Linked DNA regions of Homo sapiens: region 1 is linked to region 2. Evidence: chromatin contacts called from ENCODE Hi-C or POLR2A ChIA-PET data. All regions are on one chromosome and are shown on one strand. Each heading gives the region's core, a stretch centred on a gene start or an enhancer-like site at or near the end of the contact. The rest is flanking DNA. Distances are from core to core; before and after follow the strand shown.

What was found. Hi-C counts contacts between places; a loop is a spot of excess contacts on that map. ChIA-PET counts read pairs that join two places held with the same protein, here RNA polymerase II (POLR2A). Pooled maps may share reads with other maps.
Region 1: a loop to region 2 is called in a map of CD8-positive, alpha-beta T cell, with 15 times the contacts of the local background. The contact joins the promoter of C4orf17 here to the promoter of STPG2 in region 2. A Hi-C loop is called at or near these places in 2 of 168 maps with a recorded cell type or tissue (CD8-positive, alpha-beta T cell and naive thymus-derived CD4-positive, alpha-beta T cell) and 8 of 50 pooled maps. POLR2A ChIA-PET finds 5 or more read pairs at or near these places in 1 of 52 experiments (activated naive CD4-positive, alpha-beta T cell).

The regions. Positions count from the first base shown.
Region 1 is chr4:99,509,557-99,512,388 of GRCh38, reverse strand. C4orf17 (chromosome 4 open reading frame 17) reads right to left here and starts at 1,368. Exons shown (of 9, transcript NM_032149.3): 1 at 1,117-1,368.
Region 2 is chr4:98,142,071-98,144,946 of GRCh38, reverse strand. It overlaps STPG2 (sperm tail PG-rich repeat containing 2), which reads left to right and starts at 1,471. Exons shown (of 11, transcript NM_174952.3): 1 at 1,471-1,905. The coding sequence starts at 1,797. RefSeq lists an enhancer at 1,645-1,744.

The DNA.
Region 1 (2,832 bases), core at 119-2,618, 1.4 Mb before region 2:
ACCTGGGAGATTAAAGATAATGTTATGTATCTTGGTGAATTCACAACCATGTGAGAAAGAACATTTCTGGATTAAGAACATAGAAAGTCGTTATTTAAATTTTCTTGAAAATAGTATGCTTTTGAAATCTAAGAAGGATGATTTTCTGGTGCTTGTTGTATTTTTTCTATCTTACATGAAAATCTTATTCATCGTAGCAGAATTGGGAAATACACATTTTATTTATAACCATGGCAGAGACTTTTTGGGTTAGAATAATTTGCAGTGTCAAAAAATGTTCATGTTCTAGAAATTGATCTCAGGATTTTGTTGGGATGGATGCTTTTAGATCGTTGACTACCTTTTTAGAACAAAGCAATCTATGTTTAAGTGTTTCATGCTATATACTTAGACTGTATGGTGTATAAATTCCCAGACTTGTTGCCACAGAATATCTGGTTTTCAGGAACTTCAGTTTGATATATATAAATACTAAAATTATCCTAGGTTGGGTAAAATATATGTAGACATTAAATGCAGAAAATATCTATCTAGCAATAAAAAGTATATTTTCTTATTGCTGTTTATGAATATCACAGTGAGGAGCTAGTTCTAATCTCTTTGTTTAAATCACACTTTAGACTTACTCATTCTTTTGGTGTGGGACCTTTTGTACAATTAAGCCAGTAAATTTGCTTTTTACTTGTATTGAGGGGAAAAGAGTACAGCAGACAATTTGGAGAGTGAAAAAGACATTAAACCAGAAATTTAAAGATAGGATTCATGGTCCCAGATTTGCCATTAACCAGCAAAGTGACCACAGATTAATTGTTTTATTGCCTAGATTTCAGTCTGTTTGTCTATTACCTGATGAAATTGACTTAAATGTTAGCTGATATTATTCAGTTATTCTGTATGTGTCTGTCCCACATCAATTCTCTTAGATTAAAGGGTAGTGATACACTTTAAATTTTGAAAAAAAAAAAGTCAACAAGAAAACAATGTGTATTTCATTTTCTTAAAACAGACTTATTTGGCTTTCACATACTCTTGAAAAAAGAATGAACTTGAGGACTATTAACTAAATCATACCTAAAATTTTAGAACATTATTGTAATGATGAATTTAAAATTATACCTGAGGACAATATTAAAAGCAGGTGATCTTGCTGACAAGAACTCAAGTCTGTTGATACCCTCCCAGCCTCATAATATGTCTAGACTGAGTTTTTGTTGATCTCCTTAAATCTCTGCACTTAAGCTAGAAGTTTTTAGTTGGTAGAGACAGACCAATCTCGAACGCTTCCAAAAGAATACAGCTGTCTTCATCCAGTTTCTCACACTCTTACTCCAAGGAGCCTGTGTGGCTCCCTGGTTGTTAAGATATGTTACATAGCTTAGCAACGTGGTAACATTCCTTAGAAAAATCTAAGTTCTAGAACCTCTCACCCACTATTCTTCTCAGACCTCCAGTTACCCACTTGACAAAACCATGTGGCCACAAATGGCTTTCCTCAATTTTGGACATATAATAGAGTTAAATCCAATGCAAGAGAAAGAAAAAGAAGAAAAATAAAACAGAGAGCAATATAAATCAAATTTATAATTTTTCCCACAATTCTGCTTAAAGAACAATTATGATATAACCAAATATAGCTTAATCCAAAACCAACGGGGAGAAGGTATACATGCTTTTAAGGAGTTTCTAATAGTTGTGAATGGAATATACTGCTTTGGTAGTCAGGATGTCTGTGCTGATGACATGTTCAATAGCCATGAAAAAATATTGAAATGTTAATTAGAAGTCATAGAGAAACACACACACATGTACATGCGGTGCTTCACAAGACTTTTCAGAATACACATGATTTTGAATTTCTGAATTACAATCTCTAAGAGCAATATAGACAATTTCTGAAAGGCAAATACTAGCTTAAAACAATGCAAGGATAGAGCCTAATTTGTCTGTTTTCTTGACTGGCCCAAGAATTAAAGGTTTAATTGCCTTTGCCTATAACCCATTCTTATGCCTTATGCCTCCCTGTTTTACTGTAGTTTATGGGGAATTTTATGGGAGATCTAATTGACTTTCTAAGGTAATTTTTGTATTCTGAGATTTTTAGTTTTCACTTTGTATCAGTTGAGAAACTTTATTACACAGCTAATAACAGAGATCAGAAATAGTGTTCTAAGTAAGATAGATGTGTATTTCTTCCTCACATGGAAGAGTTCAACCATCTAGGGTTGGTATGGAAGCTTTATGAAGCATCATTATGGACCTTGGCTTCATCTATGTTTTAGGTCCATCTTTCTTAATATTAGGCTTCCATTTTTGAAATTATCCCTTGTTCAAGATGGTTCCTGAAGTTCCAGTCATCCAAGATGGCTGCTATATTTGCACATATCAAATCTGTACTCCAAGCAGGAAACAAGAGGAAGGTTGGGGAGGTAAGGGCTGACAAGGGCACATGCTAGCTATCTGCTCTCTTTGTAAGAGCCTTCTCATGAGTCTCAGACAATAATCTATGTTGCATTGATGATTTATAGCTACAAGAAAGGATAGAAAATGTAGTTTCTTAACAGGGCACATTGACACCCCATTCTAAAACAGGGGCTCTAACAAGAGAGGGAGAAAGTATAAATCGGGTTATAAAAAGCAATCTCAACCACAGATCCTGACATTAATACCTAACTCTGGGTAGGAGAAGTCTACACTCTGTGTGCTGTGCTTTCCCTTAGAGAGGGTCACTAGAGATAAACATGTACTTGGCTATGTAACTATGTTATTTTCCATTTATGAAGCCCCATGGGGAATTTTCCTGTCTCATTACTAGGAAAAAAATGATACAACTGG
Region 2 (2,876 bases), core at 222-2,721:
TTTCTCTTTCATCTCTGTGACTCTTTCTAATATGTCATAGTAAATATCTAGATCTTCTGAATGGGTATAGGTGGCAGCTTGGAAAATAAGGTTAAAACAACATTGAGAGAATTATGAGGGTTTCTGACAGAATGCAGGGAGAATCGAAGTTGGTGAGATGTTTCCAAAATATTGCAATATTCATTTTCCTACCATTAAAAAAAATCTTTGCCACCTCTCGTTTTGGATTATACGTCTCTTTCCCCATTAGAGAGAGAACACCTGAGGGCAGGGACTTTCTTATGCCTTTGTATCCTCATAACTTAGCAGGGATGGAACCTACAGTATATGCCAATTCGTGTTTTTTAAGTGCATAAATAATTTAGCTAGCTATTGAACAGAAAAAAAGGTACTACAGATACATCCTTGAGAAGCATATAGCCTCGCAAGGAGAGGGTTCCGACCTATATGGCACAATGAAGCCACAGTAAATGTTGCACAGGATTGAGTGGCAAATCGTGTATTACAGAGTATGAAAACTATAAAAACTTGTAGTAGGAACAAATTAACGTACTGTAGACCATTTGGAGGTGAGGTATGATCAAGGTAGGATTTGTCTAAGCCTCTGAGGATATTTATAATCTGGACAGAATTCTTGCTAGAAAAAACAGCCTGCGAGATGCAGAGGTGGATTCTGACATAGATTCCTTAAGCCCCAAGGACAAGCAAGGTTTCTTTTGCCCAAGGTTCAGAATCATTGGTTTGGTGGGGTGGACTGGGCTTTTTCAGTGCCTTCGCTTTGCTTTTTAAATATTGATGAATCAGTATTGTGGTTACCTGGCATACGACAAAAGAGGCAGCTTTCAGTCACTTCCACGGCTTCAGTTGGTGAGCTTTTCGCCTCCTTGCCTGGTGTCCTCATTTCTTTTTTTTTTTTTTTCTTTTTTACCCTTATCTTATTTGTTATTTTTTTTTCTGGGTTCTCCATTTCTTGTCACTGCCCTGAGCCCTGGGTTTGTCTTAGCAGTTTGGACTATCTACAGGTTAAGATCAGAGGTGCCTTTTCTCTGTGAGTACGAGTGGGGCTGCAGTAGAAGCGGGGGAGAGCTTGCGGAACCCCAAGCTCTCTGCTTCATGCTACTGCATTTTTCTTTACTAGGTTCTGTTGAGTCGGGAAGCAGATCAAGGTCAAGTTAGTCCTCACCCTTCCTAACGCGTTTTCTAAGGTTCTTCTGCATACTTAAAAAAGTTCGGGACCTAAGTAGTTACCGGGACCCCAAGAGCTACGAGGTTTAGGCCTGCCTTCTTCAAGGCGCGCCGGGTTCCGGGTAAAAAGAGCCGGGAAAGGGTGGCTGCTCGGTGCGCATGCTCCGAGGGCTCGGCCCAGGAAGGCACCTCCACTTCGCTCCCTAGAGACTGGGCCCGCCTCCTCCCCAGAGACTGGGCCCGCCTCCTCCCCAGGCTTCCGGGCGGAGAGAAGTGGGCGGAGTCAGGGCCGGAAGCACCGGGGCGAGCGTCTAATCCCTAATACCCAATTTTGGTGGCGTGCACCTGGCAAACTGATGATTGTGTGGGACGTCTAATCTCTAGTCGCTCACCCCTCTACTTTACCACAGAGCTAGAAATCGATTTGAGGAAATCTGGTATCAATGAGCGGGCGGGGAGACAACCCCACCCCTAATTTCCCTGTTTACGGAAGTTCTTTCCCGGCCTCCTCAGACTGGTGTCGGCTTCCTTTTTCTCCACACTTCTAGCTACCTTGTTTTTATCGTTTTCGGCACCTGCCCTTCCCCAGCGCCCCCACCACCCCGAGCACTATGTATGATCGGGCTCCCCGCCTGCTCAAATTGGCTGAAGGTGGCAGCACTGAGGCCCATGTGGGTCCTGGATCCTACCAGGTACCTTTCCTGAAGCAGCAGGCGACAGGTAAGATGTAGGAAGAGGCAGAGCTCCTGTGACAGGCATCCTATCTTCAGCCTGCTCCGCTTCTGCGTGCTTGTGAGTTAAACATAGAGCGGAATAGTACCATTTTGTAAACATAACAAAACATGAAGTAGGCAGGGAAAACACTATACTTTTATTTTACAGATGAGACTGATAGTATCACTTGTCCCATTTCAAAAGGCTGGTGAGCATATGGCTAGGACTTTTGATTCCGCAATAGTTGTCTACATCCTACTTTTGATTGTGCAGTTTAGGTCTAGGATTTTGATTTCCTGGCTGTGTTGACATAATATATGAGTCTCCAAATCCTGTGCCCTTACCTCCCGCTGTCTCGTTGCTTTGTAATCCTGCCTGCCTCACATCTTTCCTCCCATTAACCAGAGACATTTATTTATTAAGATGTAGCTTATATTTCTATTTTGCAGTATTATTTAAAGATAGTTCCGTTTTTTTTTCAGACAGATTTTTCTGACCGTCCTCATCTCTTTTAACACACTTCAGGGGAGCCCCTTTTCTCCACATTCTGTAAAGAAAAATTATATTTTTGACCAGTGGAGTGGGGATGGATAATTTAAATAATATTTGCTCTCCTCGTTTGTTTGCAGTTAGTGACTTAGTCAAAAATAAATACATCAATTTTGCTTTCTACTTTTTCTATTCTGGTGATTTTCTGGAGCTTAATACCGTCCAAATGATAGTTTTTCTTAACCTACATTTTCCCCATACCTACACTATGTATTTTCAAGCAAATGCCAGGATCCATTATTCTGTTACATAACTGATCAGATAAGGGAAGGTTTAGGTTTCTTGGGGTGGAGTACAAATTTGACTTCTGTCAGTGTTTCACATGTTGAATTGTACTGCTTCACAGTATCTGGTATCACTATTCTTGCAGCTTATTCTATCTTTATTTTAATGGAGTTGGGCATTATAAGCATTAATTCCCCTAACAA